Regions from separate parts of the Homo sapiens genome. Here region 2 is linked to region 1. A link is an interaction called in ENCODE POLR2A ChIA-PET data of the cell type or tissue named here. Cell type or tissue: HepG2. All regions are shown on one strand. Links, peaks and the distances in the headings refer to the core of each region. The heading gives the core; the rest is flanking DNA.

Region 1 (8,514 bases), core at 1,905-5,904:
TTGGTAAACACAGGCCTGCTGAGTTAACTCTTACAGCAACTCTTTCTGGCATTCCTGTTATGTGCTAGCCACAGTTGTAGGCACTGGGATATAGCAGTGAACCAAATGTATAGAAATTCTTGCTCTCGAGGAAAAGCAATGCTGGTGGAAAAGCAATTTGATTTTTCTGAGCAGTAATCTTTTTCAGAGTGAGCTTGTAAATCTCACCTAAAATTCAGTCCCCAAGGGAGGTGTGGTTGCTCCTCCAAATGTTTTTAATTTTTTTTTTTTTTGAGACGGAGTCTCGTTCTGTTGCCCAGGCTGGAGTGCAGTGGCACGATCTTAGCTCATTGCAAGCTCCACCTCCCAGGTTCATGCCATTCTTCTGCCTCAGCCTCCCAAGTAACTGGGACTACAGGTGCCTGCCACCACGCCTGGCTAGTTTTTTGTATTTTTAGTAGAGTCAGGGTTTCACCATGTTAGCCAGGATGGTCTTGATCTCCCGACCTCGTGATCTGCCCGCCTTGGCTTCCCCAAATGCTGGGACTACAGGCGTGAGCCACTGCGCCTGGCCCCAAATGTTTTTAATTTATCTATTCACAAGAATATCATAATGGCTTTGACAAATTCATTGCTATTCCATTTCTGTAACATCCCCCACGTCCTGCAAACCTTTGTCTATCAACAAAGAAGTGAGGATTGAACGTATTAGTTTCTAAGCCTGCTATAACAAATTACCACAAACATGGTGACTTAAACCAACAGAAATGTATTCTCTTACAGTTCCGTAGTCCAGAAGTCCAAAATCAAAGTGTTGGCAGGGCCATGCTCCCTCTGAGGGCTTTGGGGGAGAATCCTTTGCCTCTGACCAGAAGGTAGCTCTAACAGTTTCCTTGGCTTGTGGTTGCATAACTATAATCTCTGCCTCCGTCTTAATGTGGTTTTCATCCCTGTGTCCCTGAGTCTCATGTTTCCCTCTGCCTTCCTCTTTGCTTTAGGCCCACCCTGAATCTGGGATGATCTCCTTTTGAGATGTTTAATTATAAAGATCCCTCTCCAAGTAAGATCACATTCACAGGTTCTGAAGAGGAGTAGGACATGGCCATATGTTTTTAGAGGCCACAATTCTACCCACTACGAAGATGGTTTGGCTTGCATTGTTCTTTATGAATGTATAAATGTATGTTAGTGTCCAGTGTTTGCCACATCTTTATGGTTTTAAAAACCATCTGTATAATCTTTTCTAAAATTCAGGTAGCATTTCATATCAAGCTTGCTGGCATCTCTTCCTCAAAGATCGTTAGCGCATTCTGCAGGCTGAGCGTGGTGGCTCACGCCAGTAATCCGAGCACTTTGGGATGCCAAGGCCAGAGGATTGCTTGACTTCAGGAAGTCGAGACTGCAGTGGGCTGTGATTGTGTCACTGCACTCCAGCGGGGGTGACAGAGCGAGACCCTTTCTCCAAAAAAAAAAAAAAAGATTATTAGTGAATCTGTAACCATGTCTACCTTTATTTTAGGATTCTAGATAAGCTTCTTAACTCTTATGTTCCAAATATAAGGCTCTGGGAACTGTTACGGGAGGGTCAAGAAATGGATTCCCTTGGTGTTTGGGGCAACCAGAGCCCCGAAGCTGGCCATCTCCCAGTACCCCAGTGTACCCTACAAATACTGGTATTTTCTGTATGTGTCATGATATGAAAAATGTTGGTGAGCACTGCTTTGCAATATAATTCAGCATTTGAAGACTTCAACTAACATAAAGCATTTAGGCACCCTTTCTTGTTTCTTCAAATGTCTCAGACTTCAGTTTCCTCTTATATTCCCTCATGTTCTTTTTTCTGGAATGGAAAGTTTTCTTTTTAATAGAAAAGACAGAAGAGTTGGGATTGAATGAGTCTGCATTTCCCTGTTGCTTAATAATAGAACATCTGTGGCAGTCTGTCAAATTGTCTTTTGCTTCCCGTTCCAAGCGAGCCCTGATGCATTCTAGTTGGCTCTTCTCAGGAGCCTCAGCTCACTCTACGTTTTGAACTTCCTGACCTTAATGAAAATTTTCATTTGTCATTGCTGCTCTCTGCCCTTTCCTCTTGTTTTTTTTTTAAATGTGTCCTTTGAAAATGTGAGTGTGTCTGGTTAAGGAAACAGAATGTGGACACATTAAAAACACATACACCTGTAAAATGACCTCAGAATGTTGACATTGCGGTGTGGAAATAAATACACATGAATATAATGCTAGTTCTTATGGCATATCCTGGGTATGCCAAGTTAAAGGGTAGTCAGCCAACTGGTGCTAATTGGAATACACCAGCTGTGCTGAGTTTGTGTAACATGGGAAAGTATAGTTGTGCCCTTGTTCTCTAAAAACTTCTAAGCCATTGTAGGACAGTTAAACAGACATGGGTGGCAAAAATATATGATGGGTAATGGTAATCTCCATGACCAATCATAGCATCAGCTGGTCATTTTTAGAGAATGCTTGAGAAAGGAAGAAGGGGATGGTGAGTTGGACAACAATCCAGCTGGCCCTGCCTAGACCCAGGAAATTACCCTATTTTTCCAGAACTTGTGCTATAAATTCTATGATTAAGCTGCATCGTGCATTGAAGCAGGTTTTCATGGGGTCATCTCGGAACTTGGCCACCATTTATATATATTTTTTTATGTTTAGAGACAGGGTGTCACTCTGTCACTCCTGCTGGAATGCAGTGGTGTGATCATAGCTCACTGCAGCCTCCAATTCCTGGGCCCAAGCCATCCTCCTGCCTCAGCCTCCCAAGTAGCTAAGACTATAGGGCACACCACTATGCCTGGCTCATTTTAAAATTTTTTGTAGAGTTGGGGTCTTGTTTTGTTGCCCAGGCTTGGTCTTGAACCACTGATCTCAAGAAGTCCTTTTGCCGCAGCCTCCCAAAGCACTGGGATTACAGGTGTGAGAGCCACTGTGCCCAGCCATCATGTCCCTTTTTTTTTTTTTGAGATGGAGTCTTGCCCTGTCACCAGGCTGGAGTGCAGTGGCCTGATCTCAGCTCACTACAACCTCCGCCTCCCGGGTTCAAGCGATTCTCCTCCCTCAGCCTCCTGAGTAGCTGGGACTACAGGTGCACACAACCATGCCCAGCTAACTTTTGTATTTTTAGTAGAGATGGGGTTTCACCATGTTGGCCAGGATGGTCTCGATCTTGACCTCGTGATCTGCCCTCCTTGGCCTCCCAAAGTGCTAGGATTACAGACGTGAGCCACTGCGTCCGGCCCATGTCCCATTTTTAATGTAGTGACTATACAAGTAATTTGGCTGGAAATAGTATGGGATCACATATTCATTCCTCCATTTATTCCACCAATCACTGGGTGCCTGCTGTCTGCAGACCTTGCAGATGGAGCAGTGAAGAAGATAATAGTGCTTTGCCTTTATGGAGTATACTGTACAATCTACTTTGGAGTTGAGCAATATAATTAGAAAGAATTATAAACAAATAGGGTCCTGGAGTACCATGCAGAACCTGGTCTAGATGTAGTGGTCAGGGAGGTCTCTCAGGAGGTAACATTCAGGCTAATGCTGTATTAAATGGTGCTGGTGAATGGGGCAGGGAAGAGTGAGCCAAGGAGGGAGAAAACAGCCTTGCTAACATTGTGGGGTATGAAGAGGCCTGGTGTGTTCAAGGAGCTGGAAGAAGTCTAGCAAGACTAGGACAGAAGGGAGAATGGTTGGTGCTAATACAAGAGAGACAGGCTGAGACCAGCCCTTGCCAGGTCTCATAGGCAGTAGTGAGCCTTGGGACTTTAGTCTTAAGTACATGAGAAGCCACCAAAGAATTTCATGCAAGGGCATGAGGTAATCTGATTTAAATTTTAAAACGATCACTGTAGCTCCTATGTGGTGAATCGATTATAAGGGAGCAATAGCAAGAGGCATGAGGAGACTGATGTAGGGGTTTGTTGCAGTGGTCCAGGTTCAAAATAGCGTGGCCTGGACTAGTGATCTCAAAAAAATGAATGGGCAAACCTACTCTTTCATAAGTGCAAGGCTGCCTGTAAGGAAGAAAATTCTTATGCTTTTAAGCAATGAAAGCGTCAGATGTAGCTTAACACACCTGTGTGTTGCTCAGCCCTTAGAGCTGTGTCACTGCCATTTCTCCACAGCTAGCATTGGGCCATCTTAACGTGAATCATTCACTGCCCCTGTTTCAGGAACCTTAGCCTCTTTTGTGGCCTCAGATAAGAAAGAGATAAGAAACACATAATAGAATAGTGTTCTGTAGATCAGAAGGGACCTTTGCATCCTGAGACTGAGGTACATGAAGGCCGCCCCTGAGCATATAGCGAATTGCTAATATTTATTGGGGGTGTACTGAGAGTGTTTGTTTATGTTCATTAACTCATTTATGGTCTCAATCCTCACAATTCCTGGCACCTGTCTTCATTTCACAGAGAAGCTTGAGACTTACAAGAGGTTAAGTTACTTGCCTGTAGTTAAACATTAACCTCACAGCCCCATATCTGCAATTCCAAACACCCAGAGCTCTGGAAACCACAATTTGATTGATCCCTTTTCTTTTAAGATTGGTGCAGATTTATTTGGCAGAAAAACCTGATGAAGCTTTTAAAAATCATTTTTGTTCGGCTGGGCACGGTGACTCATGCCTTTAATCCCGGCACTGTGGGAGGCTGAGGCAGGCGGATCACAAGGTCAGGAGTTCAAGACCAGCCTGGCCAATATGGTGAAATCCTGTCTTTACTAAAAATACAAAAATTAGCCGGGTGTGGTGGCATGCGCCTGTAGTTCCAGCTACTCAGGAGGCTGAGGCAGGAGAATCGCTTGAACCCGGTAGGCGGAGTTTGCAGTGAGTCGAGATTGTGCCACTACACTCCAGCCTGGGCAACAGAGCAAGACTCCGTCTCAAAAAAAAAAATTTTTTGTTCATCTCATTTGGTGTGAATATTCATAGATATTGCCACAGAAATATTAATGTGTTTAATTATGGATTACTGCCTTGGACCCTACTGGAAGTGGTCTGTAATATTCAGTATATTCAGTTTTGCCTTTTTAAAATGTAAAGACTTCTGAATTTTAAAGCTGGAACCTGACCCTAAGGATGCCAGATAAAGGATTATGGAGCTGAAGTAAGTGCCAAAGGTTGGGTTCAGACCCCAGGCTTTCTGGCTTCAACACTGTGTACATAACTTTTATACTAGAGAGAGCATAGGTGAGGTTAGGCTCTGCTCTTTGTCCTTTGAGTGACACAAGTACACTGACTCTGAGCCATCGCCAGACAGAGACATTTCTTGCAAGTTATAGTCAAATAGCTTTGATCGTTCCCCAAATTCTTGCAGCTCTCATACTGCCCCGCAATGTGGATGTAGCCCACTGCATGGTACTCCACCCGGAAATCCTCCATGCTCCAGTGCCTCTTCTTACTTTTACGCCAGACTTCCTGTTCCTGAGTAGATCAGTGTCAGATGGGTGTTAGGAAGAAAGTAATCTAGCTGAAGTAATTTAGGCTCATCAAGGTGTGAACAAACTTCTTAATATTCATACAGCCGTCTGCATTTTTAAAAGAGCATTTGTTTACCGGGCTACTCTCTCTCTAATTGGAGACAGGTTGGTTGGGCACTTCAACTAATAGATTAAAAAAGAAAGAAAATCTAAGCCGCGTAAGAGAAAATACCTAAATCACCCCATAGACGGGTTTGCTGAATCTGGTGGACTGCCTGCCTTCATCTCTCACTTTTCTTCCAAACTGTTCTTTCTTTTTCTAGCTTTTCTTCCTTCTTCCCTGCCCAGCATATAAGTTCTCAGAATCTCCATACATATCCCTCTCCCTTGTGTGGGATAGTAAGGCTAGATTAGTTGCGATAGGTTAGGCTGTGATTTGATAACAAATAGTCCCTACATCCCAGTGGTTTAAAAGACAAAAATTAATTTTTCTCATGTTACATGGCCATCGGGATTTGCAGAGGCAGGTCTCCTGTGCCACACCATCCTCACCTAGGGACCCGGGATGACGGGGTGCCACCATCTGGAGGGTGGTTAGTTGCTTTAATGAAGGAAAGGGGAGTTAATGAAGGGCTCTTAAGGGGTCCACGTGGAAGTAGGCACACACCCCCTCTGCTCGTGTTTCTTTGGCCAGGGAAAGCCACCTAGGCATTCCTAGCATCAAGTAGACGGGGAAGCGTGAGTCGCCTGTGTGCCTGGAAGTAGTGGAGGACCCAGTATTGCCTATGGGCAGTAATGCCTCCTACTGCAGAGAATATGGGGGGAAAGAAAACCGAGGAGACCACTGATGGTTTCTAAGTCAGGTCATGTATTATGAATAATGTACTGAAGTGATTCTCAAGCTATGAATAAAAATAAAAATTAGACAGTGGTGGGTCATGCTAATAGGGACTCAGCAGCTATGAAATAATGAGGCAAGAATTTTTTTTTCCCAAAAGTTTGTGTTTGATACATGCACAGATCTAGACCTCAGACCCTTTCTCAAAAAGCCATCAATAGCTACAAAACTAAGATGTTTCTGGTGAACTGTTTAAAGAGGGATGAGGACACCGAGGTATCTGTGTCTGTGCCAGAGCTACCACCAAGGGACTCTCTCCTCCCCTTGGTCTAGTCGGCCCCTCAGCCCTGGTGTCCCCACAGCCAAGGTGCAGGGGATTAGGTGTTCTCCGTGGCTGCTGATGGGGACAGCAGGAACTAGGAGAGGCCCGACATTGCTCCTTTCTTTTGTAGGCCGGTCTCTTTCCAGGGCCCAGGGGTTTCAGCCTCATAGTAGCTATCATACAGTTGGCCAAGAATTTTATTACTGTGCTGAAATCCTCTTTAAATTGCTCCATTCTCATGCTAATCTCTAGTAACAGATCGGCCAAAAACATCTATAACATCTCCAGTATTGCTAGAAATCTGACGTGCCTCGCGCCACTGCACTCCAGCCTGGCGACAGAGTGAGACCCCGTCTCAAAAAAAGAAAAAGAAATGTTCAACTTAGAGACTTGATTTAGCCATTACTTCAGTGGAGCGGGTAGGAGGGAAGAGAGGAATTACTTAAATGTTTAGAAAAGGCGGTAAATATCTTAGGGGATCTTGGAGATCTGGGAACGGTATACAGGGTTTTGTTTGTTTTTATAGGGGTTAGATATGGTCATAGTAAATAGATTAGATGTGCATGGCAGTGGAAAAGATATCGTAACTTCAAAGTAAATGTGGAATTTTTTCCAGTCATAGAATAGGAATAAGACTCTTTCTGGTGTGGATAAAATGGAAGTGGCGCACACAGAGTCCTCCGTGCTATGCCTGTGGTCTCAGTTAAGGCACTTGATGCTGTCAGCCAAGTGGGAGACAGGTTTGAAGAAAATCTGAAGCCAGGAAGGAAGATGAAGTAAATGGAAAGTGCGTCTGTTGTGATTAATAGCACAGAGCTAGGCCATACGCCTGGACCCTGACAGTGGTCCTCTGCTGTCACGTCCTCTGTTACCATCAGCACCCCAAGCCCACGGAGAGCCAGTCAGCGTCCAATGTGACAGTGGATGCCCATGATGCTGCTGATGGTATGGTCAGTAGATCCATTAGGAATAAGAGCGTTGGGTAAGCCTTGCTGTTTTTTGGACCCTGTGCCACACACTTATCACACTTTATCCAGTTATATCGTAATAACCCCCCTGTGAATTAAGTGCAGAGTTCCTCATCATCTGAAGAGTCATTTCATAGGGAGTCAGAAGCCATCATCTATGAAAACATGCAGTGACTGACTGTCTGAACCCACACACCTTAAATACAGTGGTGGGGGCTGGGGTGGGGGATGAGGAACCAGGCTAAGCAGAAGCACAGCTCCCGTTTGGAGAAGGAGAGAGCAAGTGGACTCCATTGTGGCTGCCTCATGGACTGTGTAGTTGCAGGGTGGACTACCACCATTGGTGGTCAATGGCACATGGTGCCGTTGTGATAGGCACCTCTTGGCAGGTAGGGCAGGAGATAGGGTGATATAAAGAGTCACATATTTTGGGGGCATTTGCAGCAACATCATTTTCTGTTAGGAATTATAAACCAAATCTCTGCCATGCTAGGAATCTGATATTTCTGAAAGAACTGTTTAGCCCATTACACTAGTGGCCAGATGGGAGGGAAGAAAGAAATAATTACTTGAATATAGCAGTTTTACCCTCTAAATTTTACATCTAAAATTCCTGCTCACAGCCATCCTTTTCTAAACCTTCCCAGCAAGCAGAATTTTCTGTGTGTGATGTGTGAGATTCAGGCAGTGCTCTCTTACCAGCTTTTCTTTTTTTCTCAGTTTCTCATCATTACTTTTATAAGCTTTGAGACCCTAAAAAGTATTGTCTCCATTTTTCTTCTGTTAGTTGTTCTTTAGGATTTTGAGCAACATGCTTGTATTACTTTTGACAGTTGGCCATCTGGGCCAGTTTCAAGGTTTCTTTCTGTTTTCCATTTTTTTAATTGTGGTAAAATATACATGAATGTAAAATTGACCATTTTAGCCATTTTTAAGTGTGCAGTTCAGTGGTGTTAAGCTCATTCATG
Region 2 (6,257 bases), core at 2,258-6,257, 500 kb after region 1:
CAGACTCTGCCACACCATCTCATGCCCTGCTCAGGGCAACACCCTGGTGGACAAGGTGACTCTTAATTCCCAGCCACCCCCCGCCCCATAGTGGAAATTGTGATTGGACATTTATTATTATTATTTTATTTTAGAGACACTGCTGGAGTGCAGTGGCATGATCATAGCTCACTGTGGCTTCCAACTCCTGGGCTCCAGCCATCCTTCTGCCTCAGCCTCCTGAGCAGCTGGGACTATAGTCATACCCAGCTAATTAAAAAAAAAAAAAAACCTGTAGAGGAGGGAGTCTCAGTATGTTGCCCACACTGGTCTTGAACTCCTAGCTTCAAATGATTCTCCTGCCTTGGCCTCCCAAAGTGCTGGGGTTACAGATGTGAGCCACTGCACCTGGCCTTATTATGTTTAATTGGAGGGAACATTGATAAAGTCTGTTACATAGTAGCAAGAGTATCCCTAACATGCCTTACCACTGAGAAATAAGATTCTTTGCTGCTGGAGGTGTGTGAAGTTTTTCTATAGCAGAAGGAGATGTAATTTTTTTAAAAGTCCTTTGACTACAGAGATTTTTATATTGTCTGTGTACAATATTACTGGGTTTATTAAAATAATTTAATTTAAAATATCTCATTTGATTTATCACCTACATCTACAGTTGTGTATTTAGTTATGGGACATACATCTAATTGAATTCCCATCTTTTTGTGGTAAAGGTTTATTTTCAGCATCTCTTTATGCATCTCATCCTTTCCCACTCTCCATTTTCTCTTTTTAATGCACCATTTTCTGATTCTTATAAATGACGTATCCTCCCCCTTTGGCAAGGTAGCATTAGCCAGCAAGCATACCTAATATTTGTGTGGATGGAAGGCTCAGGAAGAGAACTATTTGTCTCTTTCGAGCTTATGGCTTTCACAAAGTGTCATAGCAATTTTTATGACTCAACTTTCAAAAGAGATTTATTAGCTTGGGTCTCTAGGAAAAAATAATTTATAAGGCCACTGACAATCATAGCTGTGAAGACATAAAGTAACATGATAAGCACTTATTTTTATAGCACTTTTTACATATGAGACTACCATGGTATGAAGTTCAATTATGATGACTGATTTATAAACATCATTTCTTGTTTAACGTGGGTAATTTTTAAAAGTATGAACTGGTGAGAATGTCAAATGGTGCAGCCAATTTGGAAAAGTGTGACAGGTCCTCAAACAACTAGACATAGAGTTACTGTAGGAGCCAGCAGTTTCACTCCTGGGTATCTGTCAAGAGAACTGAAAACAGATGTCCACACAAAACTTATTCATGAATGCTTACAACAGCCTTATTCATAACAGCCAGAAGGTGCAAGCAACTAATTGTCCATCAGCTGATGAATGGATAAATAATGTGTGGTATATCCACGTAGTGGAACATTATTCAGCCATAAAAAGGAATGAAGTACTAATGCTACACCTTGGATGAACCTTGAAAACATTACGCTAACTGAAAGAAGCAAGTCACAAAGGACAACAGACTATGGAAATCTATGGAGACAGGAAGTCATTAGTGGTTGCTTAGGGCTGGGGATGGGGTGAAGTGGGAGGGGTGGGGGTGATGGCTAAAGGCTTTCTTTTTGAGATGATGAAATCTTCTAAAATTGACTGTGGTGGTGGTTGCACAACTCTAAATATGCTAAAAATCATTGAATTGTACACTTTAAATAGGTGAATTGTATGTACAGTATCTGAATTACATCTCAAAGCTATCTTAAAAAGATAAATAAGCTCTGTGCCTCATTTTGCCTCCTACAGTGTTTCGTAAAGTTGTAGTACTAAAAGGGAGATTTGATAGCAATAATGATAATAATAATAAACAGGCTGGGCGCAGTGGCTCAAGCCTGTAATCTCAGCACTTTGGGAGGCTGAGGCAGGTGGATCACCTCAGGTCAGGAGTTCAAGACCAGCCTGGCCAACATGGTAAAACCCCATCTCTACTAAAAATACAAAAATTAGCCAGGTGTGGTGGTGGGCACCTGTATTCTCAGCTACTCAGGAAGCTGGGGCCAGGGAATCGCTTGAACCTGGGAGGCAGAGGTTGCAGTGAGCTGAGATCACATCATGGCACTCCAGTCTTGGTGACAAAAGTGAAACTCCATCTCAAAATAATAATAATAATAATAAACAATTTCTAAGTATTATTCTTAGTAGTCACCTACGCATGGCACTTTGTGCAGATGACTCCTGCATGTGTCAGGGTTTTTCTTGCGGGCAATGCAGTCTGATCAGTATAAACTAGGCAGAGAGGTATTTGATGAAGGGTTTGGGGAACTCAGAAAATGGACTGGGAAGCTAAGAACCAGGCATGGAAATGAGCAAGAACTAGGGGAGATTGGGGAGCAGGAGCAGAAATGGTCTTGCACCAGGGTCAGAAATGCCTGTGGTTGAAAGTCAGCTGTCTTCAGCGTTCAAACCTCTGTGCTCCAGATTCCAGCTCCAGGGTGGTTGGCTTAGTGGGTACCTGCCTCTCAGCCCAAGGAGAACAGAGCTTTCGATTCACAGAGCTTCCGATTCACAGAATTTCCAGCCTCCACTCAAGAACAACAGGGATCCAGGTGCTGAAAAGGGATAGATGCCTCCCACAGACTCCAGGGAAGCATTCAGTTGTGACCACCTCTACCCTTTTAAGGGATCGAAGCCCAGCCTAGCAGGAAACTGAGCTTTGGGGCTTTGAAATTTTGCCCCAAAGTGCTGCTAGAAGAATTGGATTAGATAGGATACCACCATGTCACTGACTACTTAGGGGGAAAAGAAAGCTGAGGTAGTGAAAACATTTAATGAAATCCTGAACACCCAGAGTAACCTATTTCTTCCTTGCTCCGTTCCCATTTATATCTGAGAACTGTGTTCATGCCCCAGATGTTGCAAGAATACTGCGGAAACAAAAGTGTTCGAAATAATTCTTTTTTTTCGAGATGGAGTCTCGCTCTGTCACCCAGGCTGGAGTGCAGTGGAGTGATCTCAACTCACTGCAAGCTCTGCCTCCTGGGTTCACGCCATTCTCCTGCCTCAGCCTCCTGAGTAGCTGGGACTACAGGTGCCCGCCACCATGCCCGGCTTTTTGTATTTTTAGTAGAGATGGGGTTTCACCGTGTTAGCCAGGATGGTCTCAATCTCCCGACCTCATGATCTGCCCACCTCAGCCTCCCAAAGTGCTGGGATTACAGGTGTGAGCCACCGCGCCCAGCTGAAATAATTCTTATGCTCAGGATCAAAATGATAAGGGGTCAATTGTATTAAACACACACACACACACACACACACAAACTTTGCCTTAAACATAAATGTGTTTCAGAAGCTTGGAAGCAGAAAATAATTTTAGGAGCTGAGTATTATTAATCAGCCTATGTGTTTTCAACTGCACCAAGAAATATAGCAAAGATATGCAAACTCTTTGGATTTAAGACATCACCTTTGTGTTTTGACACTCTTTCCCAAACCCCGCCTAAATGACAGGTGGGACTGTTTTCTTTTAAACAGTAAAGGCAGGGTCCTGAGAAGACACTTGAATGGGGCAATTGGAGGAGTGTTTAATCGATGAACTATTTACAAAGATGTGGGCAGGAAGACCATGATAGACTGAGCAGTTGGGGGGCTGGAAGCAGCAGGGTACCCCTAGAATCTACAGCTCTGAGGGGGTGAAGGAGAAGCAGTTTCAGGAAGGAGGGCGGGATGGGAGCTGATGGGGGAGGATGCAGTCACCTGAGGCCAACCTAAGGGGAAGGAGAAGCTGTGGAGTGGAAGCCAGGGAAGGAAGGGAGCCCTGTGACACCATCTGTGTAATCAGCCTCCCAGGAGGTGGAGCAGGGTGACAAGTGCACTCCGAGGGAGGGGCCACCAGGTGAGTCAGCCCAGGGCCCAGCTGCTAAGACCAGGGGCAGGCCTCCTCCAAGTGGGGTTGGGCAGGGGGGCAAAGGAGAACAAAAAAGCCACTTTACCTACTTCTGTATTGAGTTTTTAAAAAAGACTGTATTAATTTACATTGTAATTTTAAAATAAAAATGTAAAAATATTAAACATGACTCGGAAATCATTGAGTTTGAGGATCTCATGAGAAGTTGATGACCCTTCTTGAGGTAACTAACGACACTTTGGAAGGTGAAACCAGGTTGCTCGCCCACTCTAAGAAGGAGCGAGAAGGAAGAAGGAGAAACAGCACTGTGCCCCCTTCTCCCGCTGCAGTCGGGGCGAGATTTCCATGCTCTGGGAGGTAGTGGAAGGAAGCGTTCAGTGAGGCCCTTAAAGACAATGGCCCTGCCAGCCAGTTGTGATGTTGACAATGTTCTCCTGCAGGAGGGCGGGAGGCCTATAAAGTACCAAGCGCAGTCCTCCATGAGCAACGGGGAGGCGATGAGCGACCCTCTCCTCCAGGGATAGACACAGACCCTCTCCTCCAGGGATAAACACAGCCAGTTATGGCCGGGCGCGATGGCTCACATCTGTAATCCCAGCACTTTGGGAGGCCAAGGTGGGCAGATCACGAGGTCAGGAGATCGAGACCATCCTGGCCAACATGGTGAAACCCTGTCTCTACTAAACATACAAAAAAAAAAGTTAGCCAGGCGTGGTGGCAGGCGCCTGTAGTCCCAGCTACTTGGGAGGCTGAGGCAGGAGAGTGGCATGAACCCGGGAGGTGGAGCTTGCAGTGAGCCGAGATTGCACCACTGCACTCCAGCCTGGGCGACAGAGCGAGACTCCATCTCAAAAAAAAGAAAAACAAAAAAACCAGCCAGTTATATTTACCAGCTATTAATTAAATTTTTCACTGGAAGCAGTCTTGCCTTGTACATAGGGATGAAACACACACACACACACACACATACACACACCATATATATATTTATAAATGCATATATAAAAATTATGGTAAAATACATGTAACATAAAATTTACAACCTTAACCATTTCTAAGTGCTCAGTTCATTGGCATCAAGTATATTTGCATTGTTGTGGACTCATCACACCATCCATCTCCACAATTCTTTTTATCTTCCCCAACTGAAATTCTGTGCCCATTAAGCAAAATCTCCCCATTCTCCCCTCCCCCAGCCCCTGGAAACCACCATTCTATTTTCCGTCTCTATGAATCTGACTATTCTAAGAACCTCGTAAAAGTGGAATCATATAGCATTTGTCTTGTTGTGACTGGTTTATGTTACTTAGCATAATGTCTTCAAGGTCCATCCATGATGTAGCATATGTCAGAATGTCCTTTCTATTTTGCTTGAATAATATTCCATCGTATGGATATGTCATATTTTGTCTTTCTATTTATCTGTTGGTGGACACTTGAGTTGCATTCACCTTTTGTAAATATAACACATACACAATGACACACAAACTCCAGTATGTGCCAGGGACCCGCACTTGTTAAAGGGTCATCTATAAAAGAGAAAGAGAAAATACATGTGCCAACCTAAGTGAGAAGATGAGAAGCTTCAAGAAGCTTGAGTTGGGCTTCTGTGCATCACAAAGGTGGAGCCTGGACTGTCATCTGGGCCCGGCCTCTTGGGTAGTGGTCCCTGAATGACTGGCAGAACAAGAACATGAAATGGTCTCCACGCAGAAGACAGCCACGTGGAAGTGGCTGACTGGTAGACCAGCTGAGATGAAGACTACTCCAGTCTTCACAGCGGTGCTCAAATGGCCCCATCAAATCAAATGTAATGACCAGGCAGAGACTAGGGTGAAAACAGTTGTGGAAATCCATTTGTATGTCTCCTGTAATATATGATTGGATTAGCTCATCCCAACTCAATGAACTTCATTGCCAAGTTCTCCAGAGGAAAAGTCTGTCCTTCTAGTGCCTTCTGTTTTCACACAATAAGCAAGGATGACATTTTGGCGTGACTTGTTAAATTGTAGCAAATGAGACAACTGTCAGGGTGTAGACAAAGGCAAACAAATCACTTAGTGATTTGTCGAGTGAAAATCGACCTCAACTAAAGGCGCTCACTGGAGTCTCCTTGTGGCATTTCTCATGGGCACTTGCTTTCATAAGCATCGCCCTTTGATGTTATTTTGCTAGGAGAATGTGGAAAAGTGTATTTGGAAACACTGAGTTTCAGAGCTGATAGTAATGCTGTATCATTTCAATCAGAAAGGAATTTTGCAAAAAGGAACTGACTTTTTTGTTTGTTTGTTTTTGAGACGGAGTTTAGATCTTGTTGCCCACGCTGGAGTGCAATGGCGCAATCTCGGCTCACTGCAACCTCTGCC

The links. Peaks named below come from ENCODE experiments on the same cell type or tissue, not always from the same donor. Only the 100,000 strongest peaks of a DNase experiment are listed, where the experiment ranks them.
Region 2: POLR2A ChIA-PET joins it to region 1 with 5 read pairs; 3 of 35 experiments call an interaction of 5 or more read pairs at or near these places.

What each region holds. Positions count from the first base shown.
Region 1 is chr1:231,229,940-231,238,453 of GRCh38, reverse strand. All of the region lies in intron 2 of FSAF1 (40S small subunit processome assembly factor 1), which reads left to right. Among named protein-coding and RNA genes, the nearest start is that of FSAF1, 7.0 kb to the left of the region's middle. In HepG2, for the core only: no CTCF peak of the experiment used is centred there; DNase peaks (open chromatin) are centred at 2,123, 4,303 and 5,183.
Region 2 is chr1:230,733,212-230,739,468 of GRCh38, reverse strand. It overlaps a transcript of AGT not described here. Among named protein-coding and RNA genes, the nearest start is that of CAPN9, 11 kb to the left of the region's middle. In HepG2, for the core only: no CTCF peak of the experiment used is centred there; no DNase peak of the experiment used is centred there.